2 separate regions of the Mus musculus genome follow, and region 1 is linked to region 2. The links are chromatin loops, found by intact Hi-C in ENCODE. Cell type or tissue: gastrocnemius. All regions are shown on one strand. Links, peaks and the distances in the headings refer to the core of each region. The heading gives the core; the rest is flanking DNA. Region 1 has its middle 19 kb from the start of Rngtt. Region 2 holds the start of Ube2j1 (ubiquitin-conjugating enzyme E2J 1).

Region 1 (12,667 bases), core at 2,207-10,206, 260 kb after region 2:
GTAGGATGGTCAGAAGGTCAAGGCCACCCAGGGTTACATGTGACATGATGCAGCTGAGTATTAGCAGAGCCATGGTATCTGGCATGAATTCTGGAGTGAGGCCACCTCGGCTTTGAAGTAACCTTCCGTAAATAGTCAGTGATTGTTATCTGAGGTTTATGGAGCTGCTGATTCACAGAGCCTTTGTATGGCTAACCAGGAAGTCTAGGATGACTGAGAATTGCTTAGGTAAGGGTTCCTTCAGACAACTCCTAAAGCAGAGAAGAGATTTTGGCATGTGGAAATTGACTTGCTGAAAAGTGCCTTCTGTGTAACAACAAAGAGGCTTCTGCAAGGTAGTTCTGTGGTCAGTCTCCTGACGCTGACCCACCCTGCTGCGGAGAAGCCTAAATCCATACTGCGGTGTCTCTCCTGGCTTGGGTCGAGTCAGAACACTCACAACTCGGTCTCATCAAAAATGTTTTGTTTTGGTTAGTTTGTTCAGCTAGTATTTCTACATTATTAAGAAACATTGGGCTGGTGAGATGGCTCAGCGGGTAAGAGCACCCGACTGCTCTTCCGAAGGTCCGGAGTTCAAATCCCGGCAACCACATGGTGGCTCACAACCACCCATAATGAGATCTGACTCCCTCTTCTGGAGTGTCTGATGACAGCTACAGTGTACTTACATATAATAAATAAATAAATCTTAAAAAAAAAAGAAACATCAACTTAGGAGACAAGGAGTATTTGGAAAATATGAATGATTTTGTAATCTAGCTGATTTCCAAGCCAAAGTAGGCTACGGAGAAACTTCTCACTCTATTTATTTAGACAGGTCTTGAGTACCGGGGCTGGCCTTGAATTCCTATGTAGCCAAGGGTGACCTTGAATTTCTAATTTTCCTTCCTTCACCTGCTGAGTGCTGGGACTAGCTCCATGTACCACTGCACCCAGTTCATTCTGTGCTAGGGATCAAACCCAGGGCCTCACGAGCGCCTGCCAAGCAGCTCTCTACCAGCAGGGTCTCGGAGACAGCCTCAGCAGATACACAGCTTATACAACTCGAAATACACGTCCTCCTTCTGAAAGACAGAACAGAACCTTAAGCCACCCAGTTCCTCATTCCTGGACGCTGCCCGTATAAAGCCCGTTGCCTGGGCTGACCTGGGCAAGGTCCTCTTCTTATTTCACTGAGGACTTGGAGCAGCAGAAAGGAAAATTACAGTTTCATTTCAGAATATACAGTTAAAAAAAAAAAAAGGGACAATTCCCCCAAGTAAATAAGAGGGACTTAATGTAATGACAGGAATGGTGCAGCTGCAATCTCAGAGCACTGGATGAGAAAAATCTTAACAATTCCTGCCTTTAAAGTCGTGAAGAGAAGTCCTAAGAACCAAACATTACTCTTCAAATGTCTTCATTTCTACTCTGATTTGAAAACATCACAAGAACATGTTTAATAATGTTATCAAAGCTCATGTATTTTAATGAAAAGATTTCTATTCAAGTCGTTAATTCATTAATCTATTTACAGACAGGGTCTGTAGGTTCAGGCTGGCTCTGAGTTTCCTCCCTAGCAGAGGATAACCTTCAACTTCTGATTCTGGCCCAGGGGTACTAGGATTACAGTCCTGCATCACCTTACCTGGGTCACAATCCTGCATCACCTTACCTGGGTCACGGTCCTGCATCACCTTACCTGGGTCATGGTCCTGCATCACCTTACCTGGGTCACGGTCCTGCATCACCTTACCTCGGTTACAGTCCTGCATCACCTTACCCAGCTTTGTTCGTGGCTAGGTATGGAACCCAGGGCTTTTTGCAAGCGAGGCAAGAACTCTGCTAAGAGCTGACTCCCTGCCCACTCTCCTTCCAGTGATGGCCAACAGTATATATGTGTGTGATTGTTAGCTTGGATGGAAAAGCAGGTGCCATCTCTTGGCCAAAACAATGAAATCTCACAAATAGCGGAATGGCTTGAAAGAGTTAATATATCTATTTGAAAGGTTTTGCTTGTTTAAACTTGGGGTTTCATGTAGCCCAGGCTGGCCTCAAATTTCCTTTATAGTCAAGGATGACCTTGAATATCTGCCCCTACCTCTCAAGTGCTGGGACCACAGACATGTGCCACCGTGCCTGCTCATCACTGCTGAGGATAGAACCTAAAGCCTCATGCCTGCTGAGCAGCACTCTACCAACTCAACTCCCTCCTCGGTCCTTTAACACGTTTTAAGGTACCTTTTAAATACCAGAAGAACAAAATTTTCCCTATGTTCTTCATGTACAAGGGGTCTGCTTTTATTATTGAGGTTAATGGAGGTGAATAAGAAAAGTCGGTTCTAACTAAGATGTAATGCAGATGCAGGGCCGCTGAGATGCTGGGTGGCTAAGAGCACTGGCTGCTCTTTCAGAGGACCTGGGCTTGGTTCCCAGTGCCAAATGACAGCTTGGCACTGCCCATAACTCAAATCCAGGGGACCTGATGTCTCTTCTGGTCTCCAAAGGTACCAGGGATGCATGTGATACATAGACAGACATGTAGGCCCAAACTCATACAAATCAAAATAAAATGTAAATATAATTATCTTTTGAAACCTTTCCTTAAGGCATGGGGATGTAGCTAAGCTGCAGAGGGCTTGCCTCTCCGTACAGCATACACTGGGAGTTGTGGTCCCATACTATAATTCCAGAAATTGAGAAGCTGAGCCAGAAGGCTCAGTAGATTTTGGGTATATGGAAAGCTTAAGGCTAGTCTGGGCTACAAAAGACCCTGCCTCAATTAAAAAAAAAATCTTGATCCTTCTTCAGGGTCTACCCACATAAATATAGTCATCACCTCCCACTACGAAAACTTCTCTTTGCAACAGACAGACCATTATAGAAAATTAAAACTAATCAAAATGTAGAGTTGTGTAGCCCAGTCCCACGGATAAACCTCCAATGTGACTCCTGTTCAGTTGTGATATATCATAGAAGACGAGGGCACACAAAGACTGTAAGAGCCAGAACAGCAGGGAATTTGCTGTGATATGTCTTCTAGTATTGGCAGAAGTCACACTCATAAGGTTGCGCCAACACAACTGCCCAATAAGGAGCTGAACTAGAGCAACAACAGACATGTGAACAATTATGCCAGGAAACAGCCGTGAACCCCAAAAGACCACCAAGAAGCGGATTTCAATGTAATTGAAGTAGGGTCTCTGCCAACCCTGACACAGCAGGAAGGTGGAGCCCTGAGCCTAGTTTCAGCCAAGCATGTAGAGAGGCAAGAAAGGGTCATTTAGCCTGATACACTTCTGATTGGGGGCCCATTATGGCCTTAACATAATTGACTGGTGCTGGGAGCCAAACCATAAACCTAACTTCTGTTTTCCTCCTGATTTGTGGTTGTTAAGAAGTGAAATGTTAGAAGTGGGCTTGTAACCTGGGGGTGTAGATTTGTTGGGGAATAACCTGGAAACTGGTGCTAGACACAGGCCTTGTTTGGGGGTAGCCTATTACTTAACTTGAGTTCAACCTTAGGTCAGACTCTCTAAGATGGAGTCTGAACCCAAAAGATTTGTTCCCTCACTGACATGGATGGGGGTGGGAGCCCAGGAGACTTCAGTGCCTCACAGAGAACTATAGACAACTAAGAAATAGTCTTCCCCAGGGAAGAGCACACCAATCGTATCCATCACCAAACGGTCAGTTCTGAAACCATACATACAAGTACCATTATTCAGTCTGAGAAGGTTGTATTCATGCATTTAAGTGTGTGTGTGCTTATGCACGTATGCATGTGTGGAACAACAACTAAAGGAAGAGAAGCCATAAGTTTGAAAGAGAGCAATGTGGGTTGGGAAGGTTTAGGAGGAGAAAGGTGAAGGGGGAAATGATATGTTATAATCTCAAAAAAACCCCACAATTATTAAAAATTCTTTTCCTATTTTATATCATTCTTGGAGAGTTACTTTTGTTTTAATGTTTAAACATGTGTGTGTGTGTGAGAGAGAGAGAGAATAAGAGAGAGAGAGAGTGTGTGTGTGTGTGTGTGTGAGAGAGAGAGAGAGAGACAGAGACAGAGACAGAGACCACATAAGGGTAGGGCACACCCCACAGTGCTTGTACAGAGGTCAAAGGACAGTTTGGGGAATGGATTGTCTCCTTCCATTACGTGACTATAGGGATAAAACTCAAGTTGCTAGGCTTAGTGACAAGTGTCTTTATAGTGGAGCCATCTTGGGCAGCCCTGTTTTGATTTTAGAGCCTGACTCTTGTAAGAGGGCCCTGGCTGGCCTGGAGCTCACACGGATCCTCCAGCTTCATCATCACAGGCAAATGCTACCATGCCCGGTTAGTGAAGATTTCTAAGGACCAGGCTGCACTAGGATTATAACTCCCAGAGCCAGGTTGTGAGGGGATCTGGCTTGATAATCCCCCAAGGAGTTCCACTACCCAAAGGGCCTGATGACACACTGGGTAGAGTTGGCTAGAATATATGTAGTTTTTTTCTCCTACCATCTCAATAATTCAGGAAAGCACCCCCTTAGAGAAGAACCCCCATAGAGATGTATTTTCTGTTTCATATGGTTCCAGAAAGGTATAGAGACTCTCTCTCTCTATGCCCTGTCTCCAGAGTCTTCCTTCCCAGTCTACACAGCCAGCAACACCTTCCATGACTACAGCGATATCTGAAATGCTCACCCACATTACAGAAGCGATTAGATAACAATCTCTTTGGTTGCAGAGCAGTCCTGGGGATGCATTTGAACACAGTGCCGCAGGCTCCTCTCTGAGACTTGGCACTGCAGCTTACTGATCACCTCTTAGGAAGCCCTGCGTCTGCAATTGGGTCACCTCAACCATTTTGTATTAACTCTTAGTTTGCTGTATATGGTGAACGTACCGACCGCAAAGCTGACTCCTTACCCTATGATATCTCACCAAATATATGCTCACTTCCCCATTTTGATTGACTTTAGGCGAATGGTAGAATGAAACTTTAAATACAGACCCAGGGTCCCCAACAAATGGTGTGAAATGACGGTGTTATAACAGGAAGGGTAAAATCATTCCAACACGGCAACCGTAAACCTCACCACCACGACATGCCCTCAGTGAGTTCAGATGACCCAGTCCTGCCCTTACCATTGGTGTCTTTCTGTAACTTCCTTCCTATTTACAGTCCCCAGGCAGAAAAACTTACAATGCAACACACAACAAAAACAAAGCAAACTCACCAGGAACCACCTCTCCGGGAGCTTGCTGATCCTGCTAAGACTTAGTGTGGTGAGACTTCTCTGATTGAATCTACACCCAATCAGTCACCAGCAATGAGAAGAAACTCAGACTTAGTCGGTCTGGGTACCAGGGATTTAAAACACTGCAGCTCACTCTCATGGGTAGCCAGGACTGCACCCCAAACCAAAACTTCCTCACATGAATCCACATTGGAACAACTACAATAATATATTTTGAAATCTCTTTCTTACCTCAGCCCAAAATGATTATGATGTGGTTTAAAAAAATTACTTGTTGCAGCAGGAACCCCACTGAAGGGAGAATGCTTGTCTGTCAAGCTGGCCACGGCCCATCTGGGGCTGAGAAAGTCAGTGTAGAAGCAAATTCAGGTACATTTTATCATTCTGGTTTCGGTTTGTCAGGCAACAAGGGGCAGATTTTACAGAAAAATAATTCTTAGAAAACCCCTGATTGGTTGGGGTAGTGTTTCTAGGAGGCTGATTGGACCAAGACTGTTTCCAGGCAGTGGATTGGTCGAGTGGCTGTTTCCAGGCTGTCTAGCCAGTGGATTGCATGGTCTCCAAGGGTTACTCAGACCACAGTGTGCTAACAGGTCTTTAAAGCTTGTGTTTTGGAATAGTAATTTCCCCTATTACAAAAGCGTATTGAAGAAAATGCCAGCACTCTAAGAACACCTCGCAGGGACACTGCCCATTTCTAAAGTGCATCTTCCCTAAGGGCTGCGAGTACTCTCTGATGCAGAAGCTTCCTAAAAGGATTTTTTATTCACAGCTCAAGGGAGTGGCTTGGGCTATTCCATAGAAAACTGGGGGGCTTTTAAAAAGGTAGCCATAGGCCACAGAGTATAGTTCAACTGGTGGCTTGTTTTCTAGCTTCTCTTTCTACTTCTTAAGTACGTAAAGCCATTCTTATTTGATATTGGAAGGAAAACTTGCAAGAAAAATGTAGATTGGGCATGTTAGTTCAAGACTAATCCCAGCACTTAGGAAGTGAAGACAGGAAGGTAAGAAATTCAAGTGTGGTCTCTGGTATGTAACAAAGCTTAGCCTGGGTGGCATGAAACCTTATCTCAACAAACACAAAGAAAACGGGGGCTCCAGGCTATCCTAGTGGGGACAGTGCTTGCTATGCAAGTGTGAGGACCTGGGATTTTAATCAGTGAAGAGATCAAATTCCCAACACTGATGTAGAGATAGTTTATTCAATTCTTAGTTTAGAAAAGCATCTCCCATGTTCAATATTAGCTACTAACCTCTTATATGAGGAAGCTGCAAGAGGGCGGGGAGATGGCTCAGCAGTTAAGAGCACTTGCTGCTCTTTCAGAGGTCCTGAGTTCAATTCTAAGCAGCCTCACGGTGAATCTCGACCATCTATAAAGGGATTTGATGCCCTCTTCTGGCATGCAGGTGTGCAAACACTCAGACATTTTAAAAAAAAAAAGTATCACTAGTTTGAGAGAGAGAGAGAGAGAGAGAGAGAGAGAGAGAGAGAGAGAGAGAGAGAGAGCGTGCTTCAGGACTGAGGCAGGAGGGTCAGGATTTCTAGGTCATCCTTAGCTATATAAAGGGCATTTGAAACCAACATGGCTTACCTACCTGAGACTCTGTCTTCAGAGAAATAAGTGAAATGCAGAATTTCAGGTCCACGCCAAACCTATTGAATTAGATTTTACATTTAATGACCTCGCCAGGTGATGTTGTGCCTTTCAAGTTTCAGGGGCAAAGTTAAAACCTTGGGCCCCGAAAGGTTAATTTTTTCCCCCTTAAAATCTAATATACATATAGAGTCCAAGCTAGCCTGATTCCAGGTCTTCCTGCTCGAGCCTCTGGAGTACTGAGCTTACAGGCACGCACTGCATTACCTGGCAGTCTTCAGCTAGGTGTGACAGATGGTAGAATGCTTGAGCTGTGTGGGTGATATGGTGATAGGACACTGTGGTTGTAGAGGCTGGAGCAGGAGATCCTCCTGGATCTATAGTAAGTCTAAGTAACTATATAGGCTTGGATGTAGGTCAGATGATAGCATGTTTGCCTTATAACGTACAGAGTTCTGGGTTTTGTTTGCCTCTGTCCCCAGAGGCGAACAAAATGAGATGTGATAGAAAGCGCCTATAATTCCAGCACTCAAGTAGAATAGGGACCATCAGGAGTTCACGTTCATCCTTGGGTACTCAGGGAGTTTGAGGCCACCCTGGGACACGTGAGACTCGGTCGCAAACAAACACAAAACTTGCAAACCAGAAATCAATGAATGAAAGAAGTCCTGGTTGAGAGTCAATAAATCTGTAGTTTTGTAAAGTTGTATGTGATGGCACACACCTATAATACCAACATTTGAGGGGGGAGGGGAGGAGGAGGAGCAGGAGCAGGAGGAGAAGCAGGAGGAGGAGGAGGAGGAGAAGGAGGAGGAGCAGGAGGAGCAGGAGCAGGAGCAGGAGGAGGAGAGCAGAAGCAGGAGCAGGAGCAGGAGGAGCAGGAGCAGGAGCAGGAGCAGGAGGAGCAGGAGCAGGAGGAGCAGGAGCAGGAGGAGCAGGAGCAGGAGCAGGAGCAGGAGCAGGAGCAGGAGGAGCAGGAGCAGGAGGAGCAGGAGGAGGAGCAGGAGCAGGAGCAGGAGCGAGTTCTAGGTCAGCCTGGGAGACAGAGCCAGACCCTTCTTTTCTCAACAGGAAAGAAAACATCTGAAACCCATAAGTGACAGAGCTGGGGTACGATGAAGCTGTCCTGGCAGATTGCAGTTTTTCATATTCTCCCTGAACTGAGAAACCCGATTCTCTCAAAGTCTACAGGGTCCCATATCTATTAAGCATAGCTGTGCACACCAGCAATAATTGGTGTGAAAACTGTCTTATCTCAACTGAAAGGGAAATCAGCAGCCCATTGAAATCGGTTGAACATCATTGAAAACAGTTGAACTAAGTTTTTTATGGCACACAGAAGCTGATAATTATTATCTGTGAAAGGCACAGCAGTGCTTAGAGAGCCCCCTCCCTCCCATCATCATTACACCTTTGTAATGAGGTTACCGACATGAGCTGGACAGCCAGAGTACCGGAATAGTCACGGCTACTTAATCGAGGTAGGTCAGGCTGGCCTCTGCTACTATGAATCTGGTGGTGGAGCCAAATCCAACATTAGGAGTGGAGCTGAATTCAAGAAAACTTGACCAGACCTCATTTCTTTTGAGTCGCAAATCAATGAGGTGGATTCCCTGGGCTGTAGCGCCACCTGGTGGAAAAACATTAGGTGTAGCATTATTCCGATTTCATGGACGGAAAAAACGGAAAATAAAGTTTATTTTTTCACCCGATTCTATCTAACTCCTCAGTAGTCGGTGTATACAGTTTGGTTATTTGCGATACTTAAGGCTGATGATGGAGTTAGTTGGTAGAGGACTTCCCTCAAATGTGTGGTGACTTGGGTATATTGCCAGGCACTGCATAACCCATACAAGGTTGTCCACTTGGAAGATACAGGCAGGAGAAGTTCAAGGGCATCTTCTGGTTACATAGATGATTTGACGTCAGACTGGGATTCATAAGATTCTTTGTTTTAAAAGAAAGCAATAATTGCATCACTGAGTCCATTCTGTCTTTTTTTTAATATTTATTTATTGTTATATATAAGTACACTGTAGCTGTCTTCAGACATCCCAGAAGAGCGCGTTAGATCTCATTACAGATGGTTGTGAGCCACCATGTGGTTGCTGGGATTTGAACTCAGGTCCTTCAGAAGAGCAGTCAGTGCTTTTAATTGCTGAGCCATCTCTCCAGCCCCCATTCTGTCTTCCAGTCCTGAGAGAACGAATGTCTCAGAAAATTGAGTGCCATTTGTACTTATCTAATGCTGCATTTGTGTTCTCTTGCACGGGCTTTGCTGTTGTTAAAAGATTTTTCGAGATAGGGTTTCTCTTTATAGCCCTGACTGTCCTGGAACTCACTCTGTAGACCAGGCTGGCCTGGAAATCCGCCTGCCTCTGCCTCCTGAGTGCTGGGGTTAAAGGTGTGTGCCACATGCTCGGCTTTTATTTGTATTTGTATATAAAAGATTTTATTTGTATTCATGTGTATGTGTGTAGATGCCTGACATGCATGCTAAGAACCAAAGTCTAGTCCTCTGTGAACCCAGCAATTAAGTGCTCTTAACTGTGGAGTCTCTCTAGCCCGTTGTCTGATTAGCGAATGAAGGAACCACAGATGATGATTGAAATACATTGAAGAGAAGTAGCTCAAGGCACTCAGCCAGAGATGCCAGACCTGCAGGATTCTGAGCCTCATGAAAGATGCTCTTTCCTAGATAGCTCAGGGATGTAGCGATCAGAACTAAGTTGATTTATGGAAGATAGGGACACCAGCTGGGACCGGAAGCTGTAACTTTGGCTACTTTGAAGCTGAGGTTTAAGGCCACCAGTCTAAGGCTTTCATGGGCTACAGAGTAAGTTTAAGGTTAGCTTGGATGATTTATCAAAACTGTGTGTGTGTGTGTGTGTGTGTGTGTTGAAATTACAACAAACCAGGTAATGCTGGGACATGCCTTTAACTCTAGAATTTGGGAGGCTGAGGCCGGTAGATCTCTATGAGTTAGAGGATACCCTAGGCTAGGTATTGAATTCTAGGCCAGCCAGGGTTACATATGAAGACTCTATCTTTAATATACACATTTAAAGCTAGAGGGACTTGCCTCAAATAGGGTTTCACTGTGGTGACGATACACCATGACTATGGCAACTCTTACTTATTTGTTTGTTGGTTGGCTTTTTTTTTTTTTTTTTTTTTTGGTTTTTCGAGACAGAGTTTCTCTGTGTAGCCCTGGCTGTCCTGGAACTCACTCTGTAGACCAGGCTGGCCTCCAACTCAGAAATCCGCCTGCCTCTGCCTCCTGAGTGCTGGGATTAAAGGTGTGCACCACCACACCCAGCTGTTGGTTGGCTTTTGAAACAGCACTTTTTTGTGTAGTTCTGGCTGTCCAGGAACTAGCTCTGTAGACTAGACTGGCCTTGAACTCCTGCCCTTGGGATTAAAGGTATGCACCACCACTGCCTAGTTCATGGAAAGTTTTTTTTTTTTTCTTTAAAGACTTACTTATTTATTTTATGTATGTGAGTACGCTGTCTTCAGACTCAACAGAAGAGGGCATCAGATCTCATTATGGATGGTTGTGAGCCACCACGTTGTTGCTGGGAATTGAACTCAGGACCTCTGGAAGATGTCTTAGATGACCTCTAAGCCATCTCTCCAGCCCCCGTGGAATGTCTTATAAAGGAAAACATTTAACGGTTTCCAAGCTTTAGCTCATTATTACCTTGGTGGGGAGTGTGGGGGTGTGCAGGTAGACATGGTGCTGGAGAAAGAGATGAGGGTTCTACATCCAGACCAAAGGCAGCAGGAAGAAAATGATGCACTAGGCCGGGCTTGAGCTTCTGAGACCTCAAAGCTTTCCCACAGTGACACACTTCCTCCAACAAGGCCACACCCACTGCAACAAGGCCACATCTCCTCATACTGCCTTTCCCTATGAGCCTATAGGGCCATTGCCTTCCCTCTGTTGTCTCTAGACTTACTATCAAGCCTGCTGTGGCCATCCCTAAGGAGCTCCTCCTCCCAGTGCACTTTATCCCCTGCACACTCCATCCCTTGGTGAAGACTTAGGGTCTGTTGCCCTGCTAATTAAGGTTGAAGTCTACCATTGCCCTGATAGCTTTCTGAGCTTGGTACAGAATGGCGGACTTCCTTTGTCAGTGAGGTTTCCTCTTCTCAGCCAGAGGGACCCCCAGACCCCACCCCCTATACCTGTGAAATGTCACATAACCTTGGTTAAGGTTACAGGTCCAGCTTCCTATCTCCTGATAAGAACCCGTTCAGCAGGGACCCGAGATTTCTGAAATGCTTCCCCATGCTAATGAGGCATCTTGGTTCCTTAAACCTTCAGCCAATGGTCCTTCCCCACCGTCCTGCCCCCGGCTCTCCCCAAAACTATATAACCTTTGAATCATCCACATAAAGCTGATCTGTCTCCTCACGACTGGTCCCCGTCGTTATTGTACATACTCACAGGGATCCTGAAGCCCAGCCAGCATCTGTCATCATCCCCTGTGGACCTGATATCAGCGAGCGACGTTAATTAAAGTGTTCGGCTTTGGTAGTCTAAGACACTTGCATTAGTTCTTCTAAATCTCTGTCCCTTTTGGAAAACATCCATTATCGCCTTATAAAATAAGAGCTCAGTGTCTTATGAAAGCTAATCTATAATTATATGAGCTGGATCAAAGGGAATCCTACACTATTATAAGGGCCTTTTAAACACAAATAAAATAGCAGTACAGGTCACAGCTTTGCACAGTGAGCTCTCAAGAGATGAAAAGGTACCTCCCCCAATCAAACAGGTGATTTCATCAAATAGAACAAAAAAGACATTGCTTCAAAGATTCCCTTTGGCTGTAGAGGAAGGTTTTTTTTTTTTTTTTTTTTTTTTTCCAGGTACCAACTACCAACCAGCCAGTGCCAGAGCAGCCAAAATACAGGACATAAACCCTTAGGTTTTACTTCTCACCGCAGACTTGTTTGAGTTCCTCCTGTGAACCTGACCACATCGACCTCAGAGGTGCTGCATGGGATTCACCTTCAACAACACCAACAAGAAAGTGTGCCAGGTCGCTAAATAGTTACAGATACATTTACATATGGAAATTCATCCAATCTATTTAGTATTTTGCTTGGTATATACCTAAGTGATTAAAATAATGCTAATCTTGATTTTAGGAAAACCACAAATGAGGATGATATAATCCCCTGCCCCATTAGTTGTATTTTTGATATGTTCATTCAGATATCACCACGAAACCACATCTGGGTCACGATTGCTCCTGGACCTGACATGATCCAGAAGTTTCTTCCATCACGGCTTTATCAGTTTTTCCTCTTTCCTCTTCCACGTTCCTGCTTATGATTTAGTCTCATCTGTATCAGATCCAAGGGACATGAAATAAAACATTAGAATAAGGTTTGGTCTCCGTGCAAGTACAAGCTGTGATGTTGGAGGAGGGTCTTTGAACAAGTGAGCTTTGTGAAAGGCTGAACTTCAGTGACTGTGAAATGGTGGGGATTTTGCAGATCTAGGGCCGGATGATCTGCAGCTATCTTCAGATTCCTTCATGGCTATTCATTGTCCACCTCTGTGTTTGAGCTAACAGGCCTATCGCAGGAAGCCTTTTGGGATACACTAACCTGTATTAACCAAAAAAGCACCTGGGCTCTGGAGCAGAGCTTTCCCACTCTTCTGTGATGGCTAACCTCAAGCGTCAACTTGAGAAGACATCCAGCTACCTGGAAGATGGGCCTCTGGAAGTTCCTGTGGGGACATTCTCATTGGGATGAGGTGGGGTGAGATGCACCTACTGTATAAAAAGGAAAACGTGAGCTGAGCCCCTGCGCACTTTGCTCTCTGCT
Region 2 (12,667 bases), core at 2,198-10,197:
TTATTAAAAAACAACAGATTGAGAGATCAAAACTTCTACTTCCTACTCGCTCACATATAGCATATACTGTTTACAACCATCTACACCTCAACTCGACCTCAAGCCTCTGGGGAGGTAAAATGGGTGCCAGGATTTCCTCCCAGGGCAGTAGAAGGCAGGTGGATTGTGCCACCTCTGGGGTGGTGAGTGCTAAGTGAGCCGTGGAGAAGGCAGGATGCTCAGAAGCCCAGGATATTCGCTTTGCCAATATTGTAAATCTTTCGAGGAAAAGCCAGTGTGCTAAAGGACCTGGTAATTGTAGACCAGAATACCAGGGGCACAGAATTGGGCTCACAAGTTTCATAACTCCTGTATGTGCTGACCTTCATCTGCAGAGTGAAGAATGAGACGTGTATGAACTATTTTGTGGCTGCTACAGTGAAAATTAAAAATTTGCTTAAAAGTATCGAACGCCGTTATAGCCTGTTACTTTACAGTTTGCTGATGATTCGGAACCAACACAACCATGAAGAAGGGGCAGCAGTGGTTTAAGTATTTAAGTCAGTGTGAAGACTGAGCAGCAGTCAGTCAGCAGCTGGCTAGCATCACTCAGCGGCTGCGTAGCTGGGACCAGGGGAGTAAGATTGGAGTGACGGGCCCATGCAGAGTGGAAGAGGGACCCTGTAGGAGAAGCTCCTTCAGAATGCAGAGGACACAGAAGCAGCCCAGCTGTCCGCAAGCACATCTGGACGCTTTTCCCCGTCACAAAGGACAGTTTTATCTCAGCTGCAGGTGTTTCCTTTAGAGCCAAGTTTAGAAGATGAGAACTTGCTTGCCAAGCCCATCCCGTGGTCCATCTGAACTGAGAGAAAGGACGGTATAGATTATAATCTTTGTTTTTTGTTTTCATTCTTTACATGCTTTTATTTTTTTAATTAAGTATTTTCTTCATTTACATTTCCAATGCTATCCCAAAAGTCCCCCATACCCTTGACCCCTCCCCACCCACTCCCACTTCTTGGCCCTGGCTTTCCCCTGTACTGGGGCATATAAAGTTTGCAAGACCAAGGGGCCTCTCTTCCCAATGATGGCCGACTAGGCCATCTTCTGATACATATGCAGCTAGAGACACGAGCTCCGGGGGTATTGGTTAGTTCATATTGTTGTTCCACCTATAGGGTTGCAGACCCCTTTAGCTCCTTGGGTACTTTCTCTAGCTCCTATATTGGGGGTCCTGTGATCCATCCAATAGCTGACTGTGAGCATCCACTTCTGTGTTTGCTAGGACCCTGCATAGTCTCACAAGAGACAGTTATATCTGGGTCCTTTCAGCAAAATCTTGCTGTCATAATCAATGGTGTCTGCGTATGGAGGCTGATTATGGGATGGATCCCCAGGTGTGCAGTCTCTAGATGGTCCATCCTTTCGTCTCAGCTCCAAACTTTGTCTCTGTAACTCCTTCCATGGGTGTTTTGTTCCCAATTCTAAGAAGAGGCAAAGTGTCAACACTTTGGTCTTCGTTCTTCTTGAGTTTCTTTGTTTTGCAAATTGTATCTTGGGTATTCTAAGTTTCTGGGTTAATATCCACTTATCAGTGAGTACATATCATGTGAGTTCTTTTGTGATTGGGTTACCTCACATAATCTTTGTTTTTTTAAAGCGAAGTTTTAATTTTTTATTAAAAAAACACTTTCTTTAATTTAAAACATTTTTTAAAGTTTTACTTATTTTATGTGTATGAGTATTTTGTCTGTCTGTGTACCACGTGCATGTCTGGTGCTCATCGACATCAGAAGAGGCTGTGGGATTCCTTCATTTGGAGTTGCTGGTGGTTATGCTATATGGGTACTGGGAACGGAATTGCTGCCCTTTGCAAGGGCCACGAGTACTTTTAACTGCTCAGCCATCTCTTCAGCCTGTTTCTAATAAAAAACAAAACTTCAAAGTGTAAAAGAAATGAAATGATATAGTCTGTAAATAAAGCAAAAGCATGATTCTGAGCAGGGTCCCTCCCTCATCCCTAACACAGTAGTCCTGGAGCACAGGGGCTGGAGGGTTGGTGGCGGGGGGAGGGGGGTGTTGGGAGTGCAACTTCGAGTCCTTGAGAGTTTAAGCTTGGGAGCCTAATAACCCGAACAACATTTCTGTTACGTTAACATCAGCCACACGATCATTAAACAAACAAACAAACAAACAAACCAACAACCACTTCAATTCTGGGGTGGAAAAATAGGAGAAAAACTATGGAAGGTGGATTTTTCCCTGTTAAAAAGAGCAAGACCTATTACAAAATATTCAAAATCACTAATATAATGTTTAGGATGTTTTTCTTTCTAAATATTACTCTAGGAAGATGCTGATATAAGCCTGTTCATCCTATCCATGCAAATAATCATAGCACTGCTTTTTTCAAACCATGAGCTGACAGCAGATATTCTACAGAAAACTAGATGCAATAGGATTGAACTGTTAATATGTTTTACAATAATGGCTCAAGAAAAACACCAATCATGGTCATTTCTAAAGAGAAGGGTTGTGAATAATTTGTATTGTATTCATATCCCAAATATGGAACAATAATCATATATGATTGTTAAGATAAAAAATCAGGGTTTTTTTGTTTTGTTTTTGTTTTTTGAGAAAAGGTTTCTCTGTGTAGAGCTGGCTATCCTGGAACTTCCTCTGTAGACCAGGCTGGCCTCGAACTCAGATCTGCTTGCTTCTCAAGTGCTGGGATTAAAGGCATGCGCCATCATGCTCAGCTAAGAAGAAGGCATTTCAAAAAGTAAGAATAGTTTTATGTGCTGACTAGTTTAAAAATGTGAATAGTTTAAGTGCTTAAGGAATGTAACCTCCAAGGAGCACCGAAGTCTAAGGAACACCTCTTTTCAAGCTGTTGCAGTGTAGCATAAAACAACAGGGTTTCAGTCAGAAAGCTTGCACGTCACCTGAGGTCCTCATTCTTATGTGGGCCACTGAAACTTTAAGAACCTCTGAAATAGACTTCAAAGTATTGAAGCAAAAAAAAAAAAACAAAAAACAAAAATGTTAAGAGTTCGTCAATATGGCGGTGAGTGACAGAGGTAACACCATCCAGTCCGAATCTTACCCTGACTCCACCATGTGTCTGCTCAGGACTTTCCATAACCCTGACCATGACCCAGATGTTCATCTGTTGGTTGTTGTCTTAGTTAGGTTTTTACTGCCGTGAACAGACACCATGACCAAAGCAAGTCTTATAAAAAACAACATTTAATTGGGGCTGGCTTACAGATTCAGAGGTTCAGTCCATTATCATCAAGGTGGAAGCATGGCAGTATCCAGGCAGGCATGGCGCAGGCAGAGCTGAGAGATCTATGTCTTTATCCAAAGGCTGCTAGTGGAAGACTGACTTCCAGGCAACTAGGGTGAGGATCTTAAGCCCACACCCACAGTGACACACCTACTCCAACCAGGTCACACCTATTTCAACAAGGCCACACCTCCAAATGGTGCCACTCCCTGGCCCAAGAATATACAAACCATCACAGTTATATAGTCAAAACAAATGTGACTAGGTTCCCCTGACCTATACCTGATAACGATGCTATTGTGCTTTTTTTTCCTTAGAGATGTTGTAGCTTGAGCTTTAAGCTTTGGTGCCAAGAGTTTCTTTGGGGCAAGAGCCTATTCTTGGACACTTTAACTTTCTCATCTGGACTGTAACATACAGAAATCCCAGTGATATTACCGTATGCACACGGAACTCAGTCCATACCTGTACCCCTTGAAGTCATTCCGGGGTCGTGTGCCTGCTGCTGAGCACAGAAGGTCTGGGATAGCTGCTGTGTTCCCAGACACCGGGACCGATTGAGTCCATCTGGTTCTAGGAACTCAGTTCTGAAGGCCAGGGCTCCTGGGGAGCCTTAGGGTCTAAGAGGGCCAGGCCTCCTCCTGAGGAGCTCTTAGGTTTGGGTACTCCCTTGTCCTCTTACACTATATTGGGATACCAGTAGAGGACCTGGGATTCAGTGAGTGTTTGGGAGGCCTGGGTTTCTAATGGCTGGCTGGCCGAATTGTTGTGTGAGTGACTGGACAGATTCTGCCCAGAGAGTGGCATTTTTGTTATTAATGTCTCTGTCCCCTTTGGTTCTGTCTCAGGGCTGAACCAGAGAGAGCTAGTCTATTCTCTAGGTTCTTTGAATTAGTGATTAGAAGCCAACTTGGCGTGTGCACCTCACCTTTAAGGGAGAAACCCACTGCCCTTGTTAGGTGTTCTGTGAGTTGTACTGATTCCTTTCTGGGATTATACTCGTGGTTCCAGGAGCCTCCACCCTCTGATCCAGGAGCCTCCACCCTCTGATTCCATCTGTGTTTCATTTTGTCTAGACTCCCCTTCTGCTTCTCTCCTGTCACCCCAAGCTCTATGACACTCACTCTCCCCACTTGGCCCCTTTCCCAGCCTTCTTCTCTACTTCTCCCAGACTCTCTGACACTCAGAGTCTGATCTCAACCCTTCTTACCCCATTGCTCAGTTCCCATTTATGAGAGCCAGAACCTAGTTAATACCCGGTCCTCCTCCTAAAGTGCTCCCTGAGCCCTTAGGGCAGGCCATGTATGATAAGGTCTCAGACAACACAGAGACAAATAGCAACTTCTCAAACAAAGGGGAGTTTGTCAAACATCTGAGTTGTGCGAACAGGGTCAACCTCGTACTTATGGGACCTGCCATCCCCACTGGTATGGGACCTGCCATCCTGATAGCTACCCATTCTCCCCCTCTTAGGAGGAAAAGCTAATTCCATGGCTGAGTGGTAGTTAGCTAGTTCTGTAAAAAGAGAACGCCCTTCTCCTTGTTTTTAATTGAGGCAGGGTTTCTCTGTGTCGCCCTGGAACTTGATCTGTAGACTTTGTAGACCAGGTTGGCTCCAACTTCCGGGTACCGGGATTAAAGGCATATGCCATCACACCTGGCTCCCAAGAGTTCAGATAATGTAAGTCAGAGACTCTGCCACTGGGCTAGTCGGCTATGGATAGACTATGGACAGTCATCTAAATACTAAGTAAGAGGTGTCACCCCCTGGATCCACCAAATCCAGGTAAAGAAGACTTCCTGAGAAGGAAGAGGCCGGGACGCTAAAGGTCCACGCAGACCAGCCTTGCCTTCCAGAGACTTCAGGGACCAGCTTTCCGGCTCTGCTCTGGTTACAAAGCTAGAAGCCAGTGGGCACGCATTGGAAACTAAGGAATCCAAACAGAGACATCAAGCATTTGAAAAGTAACTAAAAGAAACACTAAAAGTAACAAGGAGTGAAATGACTAAAGTAACACCATTTTGTCCTGATCTTACTCGGGCTCCATTTTGTGTCTGCTTGAGCACTTTCCCAGCTCCTTCACCCTCCCCCCACCCCAACAACATTCACATCCGCCTTGGCAGCACATTTGGGACTTTCCATGGCTCAGATACATAACCAAAATATTTGCTGGTTGTATAGTCAAAACAAATGCAAACAAGCTCCCCTGACCCCGACGATGCGATGCCGTTGTGGTTTCTCTTTAGAAATGCTATACCCTGAGCAGAGAGAGTCTTTGGGGGCAAGAGCCTGCTCTTGGTTGCTGGCTTAATAAAGGACTGTAATTTGGCCTTATATATGTGTGGTGGTCTATAACGTCTCACCTGGACTGTAGCAGTAAAATATACCAAGAAGCTAAGAACCTGCACTGTACTCAAAATAAATAAGAGAACTTAAATGAACTGCTCAATTTCTTCAAGACTTCAATTTTCTTCAACCATTAAAATAATCTGTGTCACTGCCAACACTCATGAAGAGTAAATGAATTGATCAAGCATTCAACGTCCAGTAGAGCTTGTATCAGGATGTCAACGCTAAGGGGAAGGGGACCACATTCACAGGGCTTTGTCTAGAGAAACGGGGAACAACACATACAACACATGGGGATTGTAGCTCAAAGCTGTCAAGACTCTGAAGTGTTTTGAACTTCATCTTTTGTTATTTGCAGCATCGCCAGAAACTGGTTTAAGTTTGTTTTTTATTTTTTAAAGTTATCGTCAGGATTATTATAAAAAATAAGATGAAATTCTTCCAAATTTTAATTTGGGATGGAATCTTTTTGTTTGCTGAAAATTGTTACTTTCTTCTAGGAGGGAATTTGTTCTGAAGAAACAAAGTATTCTTTTGACAAACCTACATTTCTGGGAAAATTAATCTTTCCGACCCAGTTAACAGTCAAGCAATTAGTAACTTTTAGCATTTACTCCTTTTTTAAAAAAAAATCATATTTACCCTCTCTGTACATGTTTATATTTAGAAAAAAATTAAGAGTTGACTTTTCTCTTGCAGTGATTATAATTAAGCTTTGCCATGGGCCCATAACTCAATGCCGGATTTGTTGCTGTCTTTTACCTAAGGAAGAGCCCCCAAGGACGAGGTGATGTGGCTTCAAGAATAAAATAAAAGAGAAACATCCTTATCTCCATTGTTGGGAGGAAGAGGAGAGCCTCAGGGCAAAGTGCCTTCCGAGTCTGGCTGGCGGGCGGATGGGAACGACTACACCCCCTCGGCAGGCCTGGTCATGGGGCCGGTCGGAGCAGCGCAGGTTGCTGGATGCTAAATTTGAGGACTGAACACAAAGAATGAAAGCTTAATGGAGAAGCACATTGAAGCTCGGTTTTGCTTGCTTCTCTATTCTTCAGATTATCACCGTACTATTCAGAAAACATCGCCTTTAATGGCTTAGAAGATGCCACTTAAATCTTTTTTTTTTCCCTCCTCCTTCAGACGGCTGGGAAAAATTACTGACATTCCCACAAACACATTTGACAATGTTAAACAAGAACACTAATCTGTCTAATTGGTTAATCTTCATTCCACCTATAACCTTCTCTAATCTCCGCTGGCTCCCTCCCTTTTTTGAGGCCCTTTTATCTCGGTAAGCCGTCCGAACCAGAACCTTACTTTCTCTGTCCTCCATGATCCGAAAAGACAAACGCACCGCATCTCTTTCAGACCGACCTGTCCCATTTATGCGTTTTTATTAACATTCCAGGCGACCCCTTGGTTTTATTTCTGGGAGGTTCTGATGCACCCCGAAAAACGCTGCCTTAGCTAACCGCACCGCGGAGCTAGGGGCCACTCCCGTCCATCGCACCGAGGCCAACTGCGGGCTCGGAGAAGCGCACATCACGGCGCCGCAGTCCCAGGCCGCGCTCGCCCGCCCGCCGCTCCGGGCTGCGCCGTTCCTCCGAGCTCCCTGCGAGCTCCGCGGGAACCCCTGAAGGGCCCGCGGCGAGTCGGTCTCCCGGGCTGGGCCGAGGGGACGACGAGGGTGCCGCCCGTCTCCCCAGGGCTGCCGGGCGGGCGGGATTCGCGGGACCGCCGCTGCCGAGTGACCGACCGCCACGAAGCGCCCGCCACGTCAGGCCGACTTCACAGACCCGGCGCCGGCGGTGACGCAGCGGCGCGTCAGCCGGGACGTCAGTCCCGCAGGCCGTCCGCAGCCCGGCGCCCCGTTCGGCGACGCCCCGGCGCCCGGCCGGCCCTCAGGGAGGCGGACCCCGCGGCACGCACCTCGCCCGCGGTCGGGCTGGACTGGGCGGTGTCAGCGGAGGCCCTCGCTAGGCGCGTCCGCCGCGCGAGACCCGGGCAGCTGCGGCGCCGACGAGAGCGGCAGCGGGGACGTCCGCCATGGAGACCCGCTACAACCTGAAGAGCCCGGGTGAGCCGGGCTGGGGCGGCGGGCGGGCGGACGGGCGGGGGACCCGGGACTCAGAGCGCGGCGCCTCGGCCCGCTCGTGTCCGCCGGCCCTCGCGGCTGCTCCGGGCTCGCGCTTTACGCGAGGCCGCGGCCGGTCCGGGGGTGCAGGCCGCAGAGCGGGCGGCCGCTGCGGATCCCCCGATGCGCTGGCGCTCCTCCGCTCCTGGCCTCTTCCTCCCGGTGTCTGCGGAGCGAAGCAGGAGACAGCCGAGCCAAGGGCAGGTGCGAAGGCGACGACGGTCCGCACTACTGACCATCCCTGGCCGCATCTGCGTCCTTCGTGTCCCCTCCGCCTCTGCCGACGAACTTTTGTTAGGTGTTTGACTCACATTTGAAATATCCCATTTTTATTGTGGTTGAAATATCCAATTTCAGTATTTGGGGGAGAATTTATAGACGTAGAAAAAAAAAATATGTCCTGTAGCTAAACTAGTTGAGCTGTGCACTTGGGAATTAACCATGATTTGGGGGGGTTGATTGCTACTTTGAATTTCTTTCCTTCAGTTAATGCCCTCAGACAATCCTGGCCTCCAGTTATTTTCTGGTGCACTAAAAACAATGCCAAAAACAAAAAACAAAAAACCCATTATCAGTTGTCATATCTTTTAAGGCAGACGTAGCACAAATTACTGGAGCCTAAAAAATGTACTTTGATAATTTGTCAGGGGGAAAAAACTCCTCCCTGTTAGCTCTGAATAATAAGCCTCAGGGTATTGATGATCATTGAACTAGAACTCTCGTCACCGTTTGTTTTCTTTCCCACACTGCTTCTTAGTTTGGACTTAAGTCTGATATCTTTATGGGAAAGAGTTGGTATTGTGAATCTTTTTAAAAATATATATATATTTTAAATTTTTAGAATATATAAAGGAAAAGCCAGAGAATATTGGCTGAACAGAATGTTGTTAGCTTGAATGCTGATAAGTAAGTGGCCTTAGGGACCAGATGTAGAATTAGTCATTTCTACGGTGTTTGTTTAAAATTTGACCACGCCTGTGTAAGAATTATATGGCTGAATTTTAATGGGACATGTCTCTGTCTTCAGCCCATCACTTAAAACCTGAAGAGTTAAAAAAGGTCAGAGAAAGTAGAAATGCCTGGATTTTACCATTTTGATGCCAGAATGATTAAATTAGTTGGAATTTTGTTGTTGTTGTTTTGAGACAGTTTCTCTGTGTAGCTCTGGCTGTCCTGAAATTCACTCTGTAGACCAAGCTGGCCGAGATCCTCCTGCCCCTGCCTTCCCAGAACTGACATTAAAGGTGTTTGCCACCTAGCTAAATTTGTTGGACTTTTAAAATCAAACTGTGCAGTAAATTGTACAGTACTTAGTCACACCTAGAGCAGCAGAGGTCCTTAGGCAGATGTCCAGAGAATAATGCAGTGTGAAATGTTGTCAGGAAATTGTTCAATCTTTTTTTTTTTTTTAACAACTTCCTTTTATCTATCTTTTTATTTATGTGCATTTTTTTCCCTTGCATGTATGTCTGTGTGAGGATGTAAGATCCCCTGGAACTGGAGTTATAGACAGCTGTAAGCTACCATCTGGGTCAGTTTATAAGGTCTTCTGGAAGAGCTGGCAGTGCTCTTAACTTCTGAGACCTCACTTCAGCCCCAAATTTCTCCTTCTTGATAGGCTATTGTACCCAAGATTATGATAAAATTTAAGCAACTTTAGAAATTTAATACATTTCTAGATGGGTATGGTGATTTGTGCCTTTAATTCCTGCATTTGGGAGGTAGAGGTAGGCAGATCTCTGTGAGATCCAGTCTGATCTACTTAGTAAGTTAATAAATTTTGAAAGTAAGTTGGACTTCGGTTGACTCTTGTATCTGTTTACAAATTCTCTTCTCTAGGTGATGCTATTCTTTAAAAAGCTTTAAACTGTCTTCCCTGTTGATGTAGGTGATTTTGAGTTCGTAGAGAAGGTAGTTTCAATGAACTCTAGAAGTTGCCAAAGTGCCGAGAAGTCTGGTGATAATGCTTGCTTTGTTTTAGTCTCAAATCTTTGTTACTTGTAGATTACTGACTGTGAGAGGAAGTAATCGAAACATCTCATTTCCTGTCTGCTAGTGTTGGGTTATCTCAGAGATAAGGATGGGAAAATCTTGGAGGACACAATACAGACTATGGTTAACCGTTGTGTCCTGCATATGGTAACTTTGTTCCATCGTACCAGAAGCCTGGGAATTATCCTGTTCATCCTGTTGGTATCAACCGAAACTTCACACTAATCAGACTTTCCAGTGAACCCAGACCATATCAACTGGTCTGCATAGAATATGTGATTGAACATTTTTACAGATTTCCCACAGATCGAAAAGGTCTCTGTGAGTTGTAAAAACCAAATTCCTTGGTATCCCAACCTTCTTCAAACTCCTCTATTTCCCTCAGATATCCCATGGATTTATAGCATCCAGGGAGCTGCTGCCCTTCACGTGTTAGGCATCTGGTCTCCCACAGAGACACCTTTCACAGTGGTGCCAAGACAGTCTTCAGTCTTGGTCAGCTCCTTTACCTCTGCCCTGTGGTGAAGGTGTTACTGTGTCATCAAACAGATCCATTAAACAAACACTCACTAGATCTCTTCTCAAATTGACAGTGTTTGAGCAGCAATCATTTAGCAACAGTAAAGCTCAGAGTTAGGTTGGTTAGCTTGCTGGACAGGGCTGCTCAAGACTTAACCCTTGCTTTCCTTGCCAGCTCCTTCCCCTGCCTCTCTTTGGCTCTTTTGCATTTCCTCCTGACCCACTCTCCAGATGGTATGTCTCCATCCCTATCGGATCCTCTGTTTGGAATGCTTTCCACTGAGCCCATCTGAAATTCCTATTACTTCCTAAACTTCTCTAAGGTTCAGCCTTCTCAGCTCCCTTAGGCTAGGTAGTCCTTAACTTATTCATACCTGGTCAGTACTGTCACAGTGTCTTCAATTTTTTTTTCAAGTCTTCTAATTGCTATAAGCTTGTTAAGGCAAGAAGTTATTCTTTTTCTCTCTCCACTTAAACATTTTTCAAATGTGTATTGTTTGTTCATTTTGTTTTAATTATTTTACTTTATTTTTATGTGTAGGAATGTTTTGCCTGAATATGTCTGTGTACTAGTGTGAGCCTGGCGCTCATTAATGTCAGAAAAGGGCATTGGATCTCCTTGAACTGGATTAAGATCCTCCACGTGTTAGGAATCAAACTTGTGTCTTCTAGAAGAGTAGCCAGTGCTCCTAACTGCTGAGCCATCTCTCCAGCCCTTTGTTTTGTTTTGGTCTTATCATTTATTTATTTTGTGTGTGTGTGTGTGTGTGTGTGTGTGTGTCACTGTATAGAGATCAGACGACATCTCGCTGGAGTCAGTTCTCTCCTTTCATCATGTGGACTCAGGTTGTGTCTCGTGTTGTCAGGCTTGGTAGCATGTTGCCTACCTACTGAGCGTCTCTCCGGCCCATCCTTAATTTTTTTTATTTTTATTTTTAAAGTAAATACCTTTGCGGTGTCTTTGTAAACAGAAACAGTAGTTCTTAAACTTTTGCTGACATGTTCATTCTGAGGACAGGACAAGGTGGTTGAGAGTATATATCATTTGCGTTCCCAGGTAAGAATCTCTAGGTCACTGGCTCCTAAAATTCACCTTGTCTTTGCAACTGATAATATTGACATACTGACTTTATAAGATAAATTGATGTTTGGAAGACAATGACCTATTAAACAGCCTCTTTATTTTTATTTGTGGCCCTAAATTTAGTGTAAGTACAGTGAGCTAAGAGTAAATACGGGGCCCATGGAGCCCAAAGTCTTGATCCAGAGACCATGGCCTTCACAAAAGTAAGAGTAGGAATACAGCTGCCTTGTCTTCTCTGACTGATGTTTCCCCCCCAGTCAGAGAAAGAGAAAGGACTTAGGGTTGAAGCAGGAGATGGATGGACCCCCAGGAGGGACAGACTGTTCTAGCCCTAGTACTTTGACATTCTGTAAAGATATTTCTCTGTAGGAACCAGACTAATTTCTGTCTTGGTTGCTTTTCTGTTGCTGTGATAAAATCCTCTGACAGAAGCAACTGCAGGAAGAGGGTTTATTTTTGGCTCACAGTTCACGGTTACAGTCCATTGTAGCGGGGGAGGTGCGGCGGCAGGAGCTTGAGTCGTATTACATCAGAAGTCAAGTGCAGAAAGTAAGGGATGCTTATGCTAGCTTGCTTTCTCCTTTTTTACTTTTTAAATACAGTTTAGAATCCTAGCTTAGGGAATGGTGCCACCCACAGTGGGTGAGTCTTTCCATTTCAATAACCAGATCAAGATAATCTCTCATGGTCATAACCAGCAGCTTTTCTCTCAGGTGATTCCATACCTCATCAAAGTGACAGTTGAAATTGACCATCATAACACTGGGTTTTCAGCCCGACAGCACCTAGAATCACCTCAGAGATAGCCTCTGAGGATTTCCTGTGAGGGGATATATAGATGAAGTTAGTCTTCACTGTGGATGGCACTGTTCATGGTCTGAAGTTGCAGACTGAGATGAAAGCGCAGCATGAGCTGAGTGCTGCCCTCATCTCAGTGTTTCCAACTGACGATGCAGTGTAACCGGCTACCTGTTGTATGCTTTCCCCACCATGAGGAACTGGGAGCGAGGAGAAATCCTTCTCTATTGATTTTGTCAGGGTATTTATTAGTGACAGGAAAAGTACTACAAGAGGACTTCAGTCCTTTCCTTTATAAAAATCATTTGTACTGTCTGGTTTTATGTCAGCTTGACATGAACTAAAGTCATCAGAGCCGTAATTGAGAAAATGCCTCACGAGGATCGGTAGGGCTGCCTGCTTTGCGTTTGGTTGATTTTAAACTACTTGATTTTCTTTCAAGAGCTGGTACCCGACCTTTCTTCGCTCTGTCTACTCTCTGTTCCAGGCTGGCCTCGAACTCAGAGATCCACCAGCCTCTGC

Evidence for each region. A loop is a pair of places that touch in the nucleus more often than their neighbours do. Peaks named below come from ENCODE experiments on the same cell type or tissue, not always from the same donor. Only the 100,000 strongest peaks of a DNase experiment are listed, where the experiment ranks them.
Region 1: it touches region 2 in a loop (2.3-fold over the local background); 8 of 42 quality-filtered maps call a loop at or near these places.

Annotation. Positions count from the first base shown.
Region 1 is chr4:33,284,539-33,297,205 of GRCm38, forward strand. No RefSeq gene overlaps it. Among named protein-coding and RNA genes, the nearest start is that of Rngtt, 19 kb to the right of the region's middle. In gastrocnemius, for the core only: CTCF peaks have their summits at 6,618 (motif pointing left) and 8,451 (motif pointing left); DNase peaks (open chromatin) are centred at 5,727 and 8,434; H3K4me3 peaks cover 1,266 bases; H3K27ac peaks cover 1,003 bases.
Region 2 is chr4:33,023,922-33,036,588 of GRCm38, forward strand. Ube2j1 (ubiquitin-conjugating enzyme E2J 1) reads left to right here and starts at 7,459. Exons shown (of 8, transcript NM_019586.4): 1 at 7,459-7,695. The coding sequence starts at 7,665. It overlaps 4933421O10Rik (RIKEN cDNA 4933421O10 gene), which reads right to left and starts at 7,402. Exons shown (of 2, transcript NR_036602.1): 1 at 6,936-7,402; 2 at 3,218-6,600. In gastrocnemius, for the core only: no CTCF peak of the experiment used is centred there; DNase peaks (open chromatin) are centred at 6,548 and 7,488; H3K4me3 peaks cover 3,764 bases; H3K27ac peaks cover 4,064 bases.